Linked DNA regions of Homo sapiens: region 2 is linked to region 1. The links are chromatin contacts, found by Hi-C or POLR2A ChIA-PET in ENCODE. All regions are on one chromosome and are shown on one strand. Each heading gives the region's core, a stretch centred on a gene start or an enhancer-like site at or near the end of the contact. The rest is flanking DNA. Distances are from core to core; before and after follow the strand shown.

The links. Hi-C counts contacts between places; a loop is a spot of excess contacts on that map. ChIA-PET counts read pairs that join two places held with the same protein, here RNA polymerase II (POLR2A). Pooled maps may share reads with other maps.
Region 2: a map of CD8-positive, alpha-beta T cell shows a loop between it and region 1 (6-fold over the local background). The contact joins two enhancer-like sites. A Hi-C loop is called at or near these places in 4 of 168 maps with a recorded cell type or tissue (CD4-positive, alpha-beta memory T cell, CD8-positive, alpha-beta T cell and naive thymus-derived CD4-positive, alpha-beta T cell) and 6 of 50 pooled maps. POLR2A ChIA-PET finds 5 or more read pairs at or near these places in 1 of 52 experiments (activated CD4-positive, alpha-beta T cell).

The regions. Positions count from the first base shown.
Region 1 is chr1:2,640,238-2,645,719 of GRCh38, reverse strand. TTC34 (tetratricopeptide repeat domain 34) reads left to right here. Exons shown (of 9, transcript NM_001242672.3): 7 at 157-427; 8 at 1,242-1,456; 9 at 3,825-5,482. The coding sequence ends at 4,352. Among named protein-coding and RNA genes, the nearest start is that of MMEL1, 10 kb to the right of the region's middle. Within about 2 kb of position 3,084, at least 32 of the 41 ENCODE cell types and tissues checked have a DNase peak (open chromatin) inside an H3K27ac peak, as active enhancers do; they include CD8-positive, alpha-beta T cell, where a contact is called at or near this core.
Region 2 is chr1:2,837,088-2,843,163 of GRCh38, reverse strand. No RefSeq gene overlaps it. Among named protein-coding and RNA genes, the nearest start is that of TTC34, 38 kb to the right of the region's middle. Within about 2 kb of position 2,608, at least 3 of the 41 ENCODE cell types and tissues checked have a DNase peak (open chromatin) inside an H3K27ac peak, as active enhancers do; they include CD8-positive, alpha-beta T cell, where a contact is called at or near this core.

The DNA of each region.
Region 1 (5,482 bases), core at 1,835-4,334:
GCAGGAAGGGGCAGGAAGCTGGGTGTTCAGACCCTCTAGGACCCCAGGGAGAAGATCAGGGAATGAGAAAGACAGAGCCAGTCCTCCTACTCTGACCCTCTGCCCAGTTTCTCTACTTAGGACAACTCTGCACCCGCCCGCCCTCCCTCCTTGCAGGAAGCCGTGGACGACATCGTCTCTGCTCTGAAGCTCGGCCCCGGGACTGTGGTCCCTGAGCTCCGCTCTCTGAAGCCGGAAGCCCAGGCCCTCATCACACAGGGCCTCTACTCCCACTGCCGGGCCCTTCTGAGCCAGCTGCCAGACACTGGGGCCCCTCTCGAGGACAAGGACACCCAGGGCCTCCTTGCTGTGGGGGAGGCGCTGATCAAAATCGACTCAGGGCAACCGCACTGGCACCTCCTCCTGGCAGACATTCTCATGGCACAGGGTATGCGGCGGCCCCAAGGTGGGAAACACGGGGTCTGGGCTTCTGTCCCCGCTCCTCTGACCTCTGTATCCTGTTCTGTAAAAATGGAAGAAAGAGACCCGGACCACAACAGCTTCCAAGGTCCCTTCCACCCCAAATCCCATGACCTCTGGCCCTGCTCCCTGTGTGAGGCCTGGCGTTCAAAAGGCTCTCCTCTGCTTTACCCGGGTGGCTCTTTGCTTGCAATGGAGGAGAAACCGAGGGGTGATCTTGGTCTTTGAAAGGTCTTGGACCCTCAGCCCCCTCATTCATCCATGCACCTCCAGTCGTTGTTTCTCGGGCACCCACGGGATGGCAGGCCCTGTTCCAGGAGGAACTGTCAGAAGCCCCATGGGCCGACATGCAGGCCCTTCCCGCGGATTTCCACATCCCCCTGGTGATGTGGAAACCACTTCACCACTAATTCCAAAGGGGAGCTCTCTCTGCAGTCTGCATTTGCCCACCAAGGGCTTCAGGGGCCCCAGGGCTGCTCCCCACATGCCACTCTGCGCCAGCAGGCCCAGAGTTTGCCTCTAGTTGCCCGGGAGAGAAAGCAGCCCCTTGTAGTGCCCACGGTGTGGTAGCTCAGCATCATGGAGTGGGGTCAGAGGTGAGTCCCTGTGACCTGCCTGGAATCACGGTGCACCTCTGCTCCCAGCTCCTTCTTCCTGGGCTGAGCCATCATCAGCTCCCCGCAAGCCAGCACAGGGCAGGGAAGGAGCGGCCAGCGAGTCTCAGCTCTCTCGCACCTCTGCCCAACCCCACACACTGACTGTCCCTCCTGAATCCCTGACAGGCAGCTACGAGGAAGCTGGCACCCACCTGGAAAAAGCCCTGCACCGTGCCCCAACGTCAGAGGCAGCCCGGGCCCGGCTGGGCCTGCTCCAGCTCAAGAAGGGAGACGTGCCAGGGGCTGCAAGGGACCTGCAGAGCCTGGCCGAGGTGGATGCCCCGGATCTCAGCTGCCTGCTGCATCTCCTGGAGGCCTCGGAGCGGCAGAGCCTTGCCCAGGTGCCCAAAGAACCCCACAGATCTCCCACCCCAACCTTCCCCAGCACACAGGCATGAGACCCCCGGGCCCACCACTGGGGCAGCCTTTCTTCACTCTCTGCGGTTGGGTTGATTTCAGTTAGGTTTGGGGTGGGGTGGGAGGCACCCACTTCTGGCCCAGGAAGACGGTCTCTGGCCACCTTAGCCCTACAACCCCACCGACCTCTCAGCCTCTTTGTATGGGAAGTATAAGCCACAGGTGACTTGGGTGCAAGAGAGGGAAGAGGACCTTGCCCTCAGGGCCAGACTGAGCCAGCCAGGGGCACCTTGCCCGGCAGGAAGCCCACCCCAAACCCATGGCAGGCCGGGAGAAGGCACGTGGGGACAAGGCAGGCTGGGAGGCCAAGAGCACAGCAGGCTTTGGGGTCCCAGAGGCAGAACTACACCCCAGTGGGGCCTGGGCAGGATTTCACCTCCTTAATGCTTCCTGACACCAGCGGGTTCTAGCACTCCGGGGCCACTTAGGAAAACAGAAACCACACTAGGAAGAACAGGGAGCTCATGGCGGAGTCGGGGCTACACCAGTGTAAGGGGCAGTTCGGTGCTGCAGAGGGGGCGCCGCTGCCCCCCCCGAGCTGAAGAGCAACGCTGAGATTGGGTTATCGGGACCTAGAGGAGGCGGCCGGGCTGGGCGGGGTGGGGTCTCAGAGCTCCCAGAGGGACTGGGCGTTTCCAAGCCAGGAGGAGGGGTCTGTGCTGGGGTCTTCGAGGTGGGAGCAGGGCCTGGCAGGGGGCGGGAAGCCTGGCTGGGGCCATGGTCCCGGAGCCCAGAGGAGGCGGCTAGATGGGGTCTCCTGAACGGGGGTCACCGAGCCCGGAGGCGGGGCTGGACGCGGGTCTCCGAGGCTGCAGAATACGGCTGGGCTGCGGCGCCAGGAGGCGGCTCCCGGCACAGGCAAGAATCTGCAGGACGCGAAATGGTTGCCTGGAGACGGGGACCCACCCGGAAATGAGCCAACAGTGGTTTCGCCCCGCTTCCTGCGCCCCGCCCCTCGGCAGGCGGCCCCCTCCGGGTGGCACTGCGCCTGCGCGGCCCGAGCCGCGGGCTCAGGGGAGTCTGGGGTCGGATTGAGCGCCCTTCCCCACTGGGGCGGCCTGGGGGCTCCCGGGGTCCGACAGCTGCTCGGGGCCTCGCCCTCCTGCTGCCATGGACCCGGCCCAAATGTGCGGGTCCTGCGCGGGCCGAGGCTTCACTACCACCCCGGGCCGTGAACTACGGGTCGGGGTCAGGTGCCTCCGCCCGGAGAGGGGCGGTCCCGCGGGCCGCACCGCAGGCGAGGGACGGGGTTTCGAGCCCCTGCCCTGCTCAGCGCCGCTCACAGCTGGCAGAAGAGGCCACACTGTGCCCTGCGGGAGCCCAGCAGCAAAGCCGGGGCCGTGGGACCCCCTCGCTCCCTGCACGGACCCCGGGCGTGGGCCTCGGCTTCGCCCCGTGCGGCCAAGCCTGGCGGGGTCCTGGGTGCGCTGCGCCCCCCGGGGGAGGTAGCGTCGAGGACCGCCGGGCTGCTGGAAGAGAGGCAGCGCCAGCGAGAAAGGCGGGGCCTGCACCTTGGCGTGTTCCTCAGGCAGCGGGGAACCCCTGCAGATTCTTGAGCGGAGGAGGAGCCCAGCGAGGCGAGCGGATTTCTGGTCGTGGTTGACTCTGTGAAAAAACTGGGTCAGAGATGAGGCGATTGGGCCTGGGTGGGCTCAGGAAAGTGCCCGGGAGGAGTGGGGGGGGCAGGCAGGCCTGGCCAGCAGCAGCCCACAGCACAGGCTGTGCCCTCCGTCCAGCAGCCCCAGGGAGAGGGGCTAGGGTGCACGTGCTCAGAGGCCTGGAGCAGCCTTCAGAAGGTGGGCAGAGTGGAAGGGCTGGGCAGCAGCCCCCTCAGAGGGCCCGATGGAGAGGTGACTTGGCCCAGAGGGACCGAGGGAGGAGGCCGGTGTGGTCACCCAGTCAAGGGAACCTGGGCCCAGCCGGTGGGGCGGTAGGGCTGCCAGGAGGGGACCATGAGGAGGTAAATCCAGGTCCCTGATCCGAGGCCCAGGGAGAAGAGCAGTGGGCAAGGATGCCAGGCCTTGGGCCAAGGGTCGGAACAGCACTTTGGCAGGTTCCAGGGCAGTGGGAATTGCAGGGAGGGGTCCTCTACCCTGGGTCCCCCTTCCTGCCCTTGCCCATGGTCAGCCAGCCCCTCCAGAAGCAGCGGGCAGCTCCTGTGCAGCCCAGGGCCCCGCCATCCCCAGGGAGCCAGCAGAAGCTGGCTGTGCAGAGGACCTCTGCAGGGCAGGGGCGGCCGGGCTTTTGGGGCTGACCCCACTCTCCCTGCCTCTCTCTGTGTCCTCTGTGCAGGCGGCGGCCCAGGAAGCCGGCACCCTCCTGGACGCAGGGCAACCCAGGCAGGCGCTGGGCTACTGTTCGCTGTCTGTCCTGGCCAGTGGCAGCAGTGCCTGTCACCTGCGTCTGCGGGCCACCTGCCTGGCCGAGTTGCAGGAGTTTGGCCGGGCCCTTAGGGACCTGGACCATGTGCTCCAGGAGGCGCTGGGGGATGGTGACCTCCCAAGGCGGGCAGAGGACTTCTGCCGTCAGGGTCGCCTGCTGCTGAGCCTGGGGGATGAGGCGGCGGCCGCAGGGGCCTTTGCCCAGGCCCTGAAGCTGGCGCCCTCCTTGGCCCAGAACAGCCTGTGCAGGCAGCCAGGCCGGGCCCCCACTGCACGCATGTTCCTTCTCCGCGGGCAGTGCTGCCTGGAGGAGCAGCGTCACGCAGAGGCCTGGACGGCGGTAGAGAGCGGCCTCCTGGTGGACCCCGACCACCGTGGCCTGAAGAGACTGAAGGCCAGAATCCGGAGGGAGGCATCCTCAGGCTGCTGGCTACAGTGACTGGGCCTGACCCTCTCCCAGCCCTAATCACGGGGCCACCCTAGCATCTGCACCTGATGTCCAGGCCCAGGGGTGTACCCAGCTCCCTAAATCGGGGAGGTACCTGCCCTGCCCTCTCCACACCCCCTTCCCAGCCCTCCCCACACACCCCTTCCCAACCCTCCCCACAACCCCCCTTCCCAACCCTCCCCACAGCCCCCCTTCCCACCCTCCCCACACACCCCTTCCCAGCCCTCCCCCTTCCCAGCCCTCCCCACACCACCTTCCCAGCCCTCCCCATACCTCCCTTCCCAGCCCTCCCCATACCTCCCTTCCCAGCCCTCCCCACACCCCCCTTCCCTGCCCTCCCCACACCCCGCTTCCCTGCCCCAGCATGAGTCAGTGTTGGACAGCCAGCCTCACACCTCTGCCTTGGGAAGGACAGGGGACAGCTTCCTACTTGCATGAAGGGACCATCCTAGAAGCTTCACAGTCCCTTCTACCACCAGCAACCTGGTCCCTGCAGTTGGGGCCCTCTTGGCCCACACCTGGGGCTCAGACCTTGAAGAAGCAGCCCCAGGTCTCGTCCCTGGCCTGGGATCCTACAGGTTGGACAGGTTTGAGGCCAGACTCCTGGGGCCCTTGGGGAGATGGTACCAGCCCCAGAAGCCCCTCCCTGGGTGTGAAGCTGCGTTTTGCTTGGACCCTGAGCCTTGGGCCAGCCTCCAGTAGAGCCTGAGCCCTCTCCAGAGACAGAGCTCCCAAATGGGCCCAGCCAGCCCATACCCCAAGCTGACCTTTCAGGGTGCTTTCATGGGGGCCCTTCATCGAGAATCCAGTGTGCTGGGGGTAAACTTCCTCCCTCCTCCACAGGCCCCTCCCTTCCAAGCAGAGGGACCACCGAGGGGCCCTGATGAGCACAGTCCCCAGGCTCCCACCAGACCTGTCTCCCGAAGCTGCTGGGAGGTATCAGTGCTTCCACAGAGCGAGAGAACAGCTTGTTCTTATACGTGCGTTAAATGTCCCCAGGCCTTGCAGCTGCCAGTGAGCTTGGGGACTTCTGGGTGGGGCAGAGGCAGCCAGCCTTTGCCCATCACTGTGAGTGTCACAGACTGAGGCCTCAGCCCGGGGCTTTCTCTCATGGCCATGGG
Region 2 (6,076 bases), core at 1,359-3,858, 200 kb before region 1:
ATGCAACCCACTGGGCGTGCAGTTATCATCCAACCTTCTTCCCATCACCCTGTGGGAACCAGAGCTCAGGGAAACTTCCCAGAAATTCTGATAGTCTAGCTACTGCTATTTCTATGTGTAATAAATTGTCCATTTCTGACCCAGGGAAAAATTAATTACTTAATTAAAATAAAATATTCTAAAGTACTTGCCTTGTCTTGGAAGTGACAGGAGTATGCAATCATGGTAGAGTGTAATAAATCAAGGATGTGTTTTTAATCTTTTTTAGGGAAAAGACTAAAAGAAGAATAACATATAGGATATTTAACAAGTTAACAGGACAAGAGATAAAACAAGGGAAAACAGGAAAAAAGTGGATCAAAAAACAGACGAACCCAATAGAAAACCAGATAGTCGGATGGTAGATTTAAACCCCAAATATTTGTCATTATATTAAATGTGAAAGTACTAAATATTCCAATTAAAAGATAAAGATTGTCAGATTATATTTTTGAAAACCACTTACATCCTGCTTGTGACACACTTTAATTAGAAAGACATACAAAAATCAAAATAAAAGGATGGGAAAATCAGCGCCTTGTAAACAATAACCGAAAGGAAGCTGATGGTATGCTGACAGGCAGGGCGGACCTCCAGGCAAGAAGCCGTGCTTGAGATCACTGAGACAGTGCATACCGGTTAAAATGATACAGGTTAAATGATACAGGTTAAAACGGTCAATCCGTCAGGAAACATAGCATTAAAATTCATATGCACTCAATAATATAAGTTCAAAACATAAAGGGAAGGAATTGAGAAGGGAGAAATGATACAGGTTAAACGATACAGGTTAAAACGGTCAATCCATCAGGAAACATAAATTAAAACTCATATGCACTCAATAATATAAGTTCAAAACATAAAGGGAAGGAATTGAGAAGGGAGAAATGGACAGAATTATCATCATAATGAAAAAATTTTCACCTACCTCAGCCTGTAACTGATAGAACAGACAGCAGGTGAGTGAGGATATATTAACAGACAGTTTGAAAACATGATTTTAAATATGACCTGATGTATGGATTGTCTTAGTCCCTTTGGGCTGCAGTAACAAAGGGCCCTAGATTGGATGGCTTATACATAGCAGAAATCTGTTTCTCACCCTTCTGGAGACAAACTCTGAGATGAGGATGCTAGCATCGTTGGGTTCTGGTGAGAGCCCTCTTCGGGGTTGCAGACGGCTGACCTCCCTTGTATCCTCACGGGGTAGAAAGAGGTCAAGCCAGCTCTCTGGGGTTCCTTTTATAAGGCATTTATTTCATTCTCGGGGGCTCCACCGTCATGACCTCATCAACTCCTAAGTCTCCACCTCCTAACCTTGTCATCTTAGGAGTTAGGATTTCAGCATCTGAATTCAAGCAGACATAAACACGCAGTTCATTGTACGGATACACAGCACTCTCCCCCAAAACTGCAGGAGACACACTCTTTTCAAGTACCTAAGGAATAGTAACCAAAATTTATCATATTTGGGGACAGAAATCAGGCTTTGACAAACGTCAAAGGCAGGGCCAGGACTAGGGTGAGTCCAGTGAGTTCCCCTAGGCCCAAAATATAAAGGGATGCTCACTCCCAGATTCACGCAGGCAGAGGAGTGGGAGGGAACACAGGAGAACTCAATTAGAAAAGGATGAGAAGAAAGCAGGGAAAATTCACGATAATAAAACAAACGATCCGAAAACAAGAGAAGGGAGCTTCCTTACTCCGATCAAAAGCACCTGCAAAAAGCCTGGAGAATATATTCTACCTAATGGTGAAATCATGGAAGGTTTCCCACAAGATTAGAGATGAGACAAAGATGGCAGCTCCCCTGTGTAGTTTAAGTCACACATGCTGAGGTCCTCACCAGTGTGATCACACCAAGAAAAGGAAATAAGAGGCATTTGATTGGAAAGGAAGAAATAAAACTTTTATTATAGGTGGACAACATGATTTTATATGTAAAATATCTTAAGGACGCTACAGATAAACCATCAGACTGATGAAGTAAACTCAGTGTGGTCACCGGATACACGGTCAATATATAAAAATCAATGACATTTGTCTAGGCTGGTGTTGTGGTCACCCCACTGCAAGAAACAAGATAGACATCACTCCCCCACGTTCCTAAAATTTGGTTTGGATGTCAATACTGATGATGCCTTGCACACACGCACACACACTCACACTCACACACACACTCAGTCACACACACACTAGCTCACACACACTCACAGTGATACACTCACACACACTCACACTCACACACTCACACACTCACACACTCTCACACACACACTCACACACACTCTCACACATTCACACACCCCAAGAGGGTATGCAAGGCTTACTAGTCACGCAATGAGGCTTTCTGGGGAGAGCGGGGCTGATGCCCAAGTTTGTCTGAAAGTGGCTTGAGGCGGCTGGGAGAGGAGGTGGACTCAGCCTTCCCAGAGGTCCCAGAGGTCCCAGAGGTCGGGGATGGGCTGGGGTGAAGGTTCCCACAGGCAGGCCAGGGGCCCCAGGCTTTGAACTTCCTGCCAGCACCGCCAGAGGGGGACCCAGGCCTTCTCATCGGCTCACAGGAAGGTGGGACAGAAGAGGGAGGGGAGGGTGAGGCTTCAAGACCTTCTGCAGGAAAACCGCAAAACTGGAGTCAGAACCTTTACTGTTGCCGCGGATTGTGCTAATTGTGTTTAGAAAAGAAAATAACCAAGAAGTAAAATGATACTGAGGCAGGAGAATAGGGTCTGGAGTCTAAGGCTGATTCGCCCTGACTTCCTAGAACTGAATCAAAAGGAAAACCTCACCTCTTCCCACCAAAGTAACAAAATGATCAGAGGCGACTCCCTTAGCAATGTCCCCACCACCTCCACTGCGTTGCAGATGAAAAACGGAAAGTACCTCTGATTGGTCACCTCCAGCAACCAATCAGACTGGTCACGGCCTTACTCTTCATTTGCACAGCGGTGTAACTTTGTAACTTCATTTCAGCCTCTGATTGGTCCCAATCACTCAGACTGGTCGTGGGCCACTCCATTTACATAGATTGTAACCAAGTAACCAATGAGAAACCTCTAGAGGCTGTTGAAACCCCAGAACATTCTTAAGCAGTGCTCTTGAGCTATTGGCTCGAGCCCACTCTCACTCTGGGGAATGTACTTTTGTTTCCATAAGTCTGTGCTTTCCTTGCTTGATTCTCTTGTCACTTTGTTCGTGCATTTTGTCCAACTCTTTGTGCAAAAAGCCAAGAACCCGAACGACCTGTAGCAAGACCTTCAGCCAGTAACAGTATCATTTACAATGACACAAAGAATCAAATACCTGAGAATGCATCTAAAATGTGCAAAACTTCTCTCACAGAAAACTACAAAACATCATTTTACAAAAGTAATGGAGGCCCCAAGTGGAGGAACCAGCTCGTTCATGAATCAAAGGTGGACAGATGTCAATCATCTCCACATTAACACAGTGATTCCATGCAACGCTAGTTTTAAAACGCCAGCAGGTTTTTATTGGTGAAAGGAAGCCACACTTTTAAAGTGTACAGGAAATGAAAAGGTTGGGACTGGGCTGGGCACGGTGGCTCATGCCTGTAATCCCAGCACTTTGGAAGGCCAAGGTGGGTGGATCACTTGAGGTCAGGAGTTTGAAACCAGCCTGGCCAATATGGTGAAACCCTGTCTCTACTAAAAATGCAAAAATTAGCCAGGTGTGGTGGCGGACACCTGTAATCCCAGCTACTAGGGAGGCTGAGGCAGGAGAATCACTTGAACCCAGGCAGCGGAGGTTGCAGTGAGCCGAGATTGCACCACTGCATGCCAGCCTGGGCAACAGAGCGAGACTCCATTTTAATTAAATAAAAAAGAAGGAAAGAAAAGACCAGGAGAACCAGACAGTCTACAGGAGAAGAGCAACACAGGAGGACCTACCCCACTAGAGGCCAGGGTCTAAGATGAAGCTACAATAATTAAGCCAGTGTAGTATCAGTGCACAAACAGACCCACAATAAATGGCGACCTGGTGTAGAACGAAGCTGGGGGCAGGATGGTCTTTTCAAAAAATGGTGCTAAGTCACTTGGGTATCCGTCTGGAAGAAATAAGCCTCGGTCCCTATATCGCACCATTTCTAAATATCAGTTCCTGGGATGCTATAGATTCTAAACATCAAAGATAAAGCAGTAAAACATCTAGAAGATAACACAGGCGAAATGTTGTATGACTTTGGGATAGGCAAAGATTTCTTAAGTCCAGACCTTATGGCACTATTAAGAAAGTAAAAAGGCAAACTATAGACTGTGGCAAAATACTTGTAACAAGTGTATTTGGTAAAAAACTCACTTCCTAGATATATACCAGACTTTTACAAATCAGTAAGAACAAGAACAAAAGGCAACCCATAATCAAAAAAAGGGTTAAAAAAAAAACTCCGACAGGCATTTTGCAAAAGTTATCTTATAAGCATTTGATTAAAAAGTGCTAAATGTCGGCCAGATGCAGTGGTCCACGCCTGTAATTCCAGCAGCACTTTGGGAGGCTAAGGCAGGCAGATAACAAGGTCAGGAGTTCGAGACCAGCCTGGCCAATAAGGTGAACCCCATCTCTACTAAAAATACAAAAATTAACCGGGTGTGATAGCACACACCTGTAGTCCCAGCTACTCAGGAGGCTGAGGCAGGAGAATCACTTGAACCCAGGAGGCAGAGGTTGCAGTGAGCCGACATCGTGCCACTGCACTCCAGCCTGGGCGACAGAGCGAGACTCCATCTCAAAAAAAAAAAAAAAAAAAAAAAAAAACTGCGAAGTGTCAATCCTCATCAGGGAAAGCACATTAAAACCACGAGCCACCCATACACACTTATGAGAGACGCTACAATGACAGACTGACATAAGCAAAGGTTGGTGGGGAGACAGAGCAACTGGAACTCCAGCACCCCACGTGCAGGGAGAGAAAGTGGCGTGACTCTGGAACACTGGGTATCCATACTTCCTACAGCTGAATCTACACATAACTTATGGCCCAGCAATTCTGCACCTAGCCAAGTACTCTGTGGGAATGTGCACGCATGTTCACCAAAAGACATACCGCAGTGTTCACGGCAGCATGGTTAGCAATATTGCCGAGGTCGGCATGACCCACTGACAATAGGACAGGCAAATAGACTGCAGCATCGTCACAACACGGGATGCTATGTATCGAAGGTGACAAGTCACAGCTCTGCCTGTCACGGAGTCATTGCAGCAACGTAATGTTGAGGGAAAGAAGCCAGACACACAGGAGGGCACATGGCATGATTCTATTTATGTAAAATTCAGAGAGGGGCAAAACCAAGCTATGGCCCTGGCGGTCAAGGTGGCAGTAGGTTTGGGAGGAGAGCCAAGTGTGCCAGGAGTGGACATGGCTGCCCTGTTTCCTGGTCCACAGGGTGATTTCTCAAGGGTGTTCAGCCACAGTGGGGCAGTTTTCCGCACTCACTGATGCTTCCATTAAAACAGAGCTCCCCATCCCCCAGACCACAGTATGGGTCCATGGCCTGTTAGGAACCGGGCCGTGCAGCAGGAGGTGAGCAGCGTGTGAGTGAGCAAAGCTTCATCTGTGTTTCCAGCCACTGCCCAACACTCACATCGCCACCAGGGCCCCACCTCCCGTCAGATCAGCCGTGGCATTGTGGCATTCGATTCTCACAGGAGCCAGGACCCTATTGTGAACCGTGCATGCGAGGGATGTAGGTTGTGCACTCCTCATGAGAATCTAAAGCCTGATGCTCTATCACTGTCTCCCCTTACCCACAGACGGGACCATCTAGTTGCAGGAAAACAAGCTCAGGGCTCCCACTGATTCTACATGACAGTGAGTTGTAGAATTATTTCATTAGATATTACAATGTAATCATCATAGAAATAAAGTCCAAATAAATGCAATGCCCTTGAATCATCCCCAAACCATCCCCCACCCTCCAGATCCATAGAAAAATTGTCTTCCGCAAAACCCGTCCTGGGTGCCAAAAAGGTTGAGAACCACTGAATTAAAAGGTTCACTAACAAGGGCGGAAGAGAA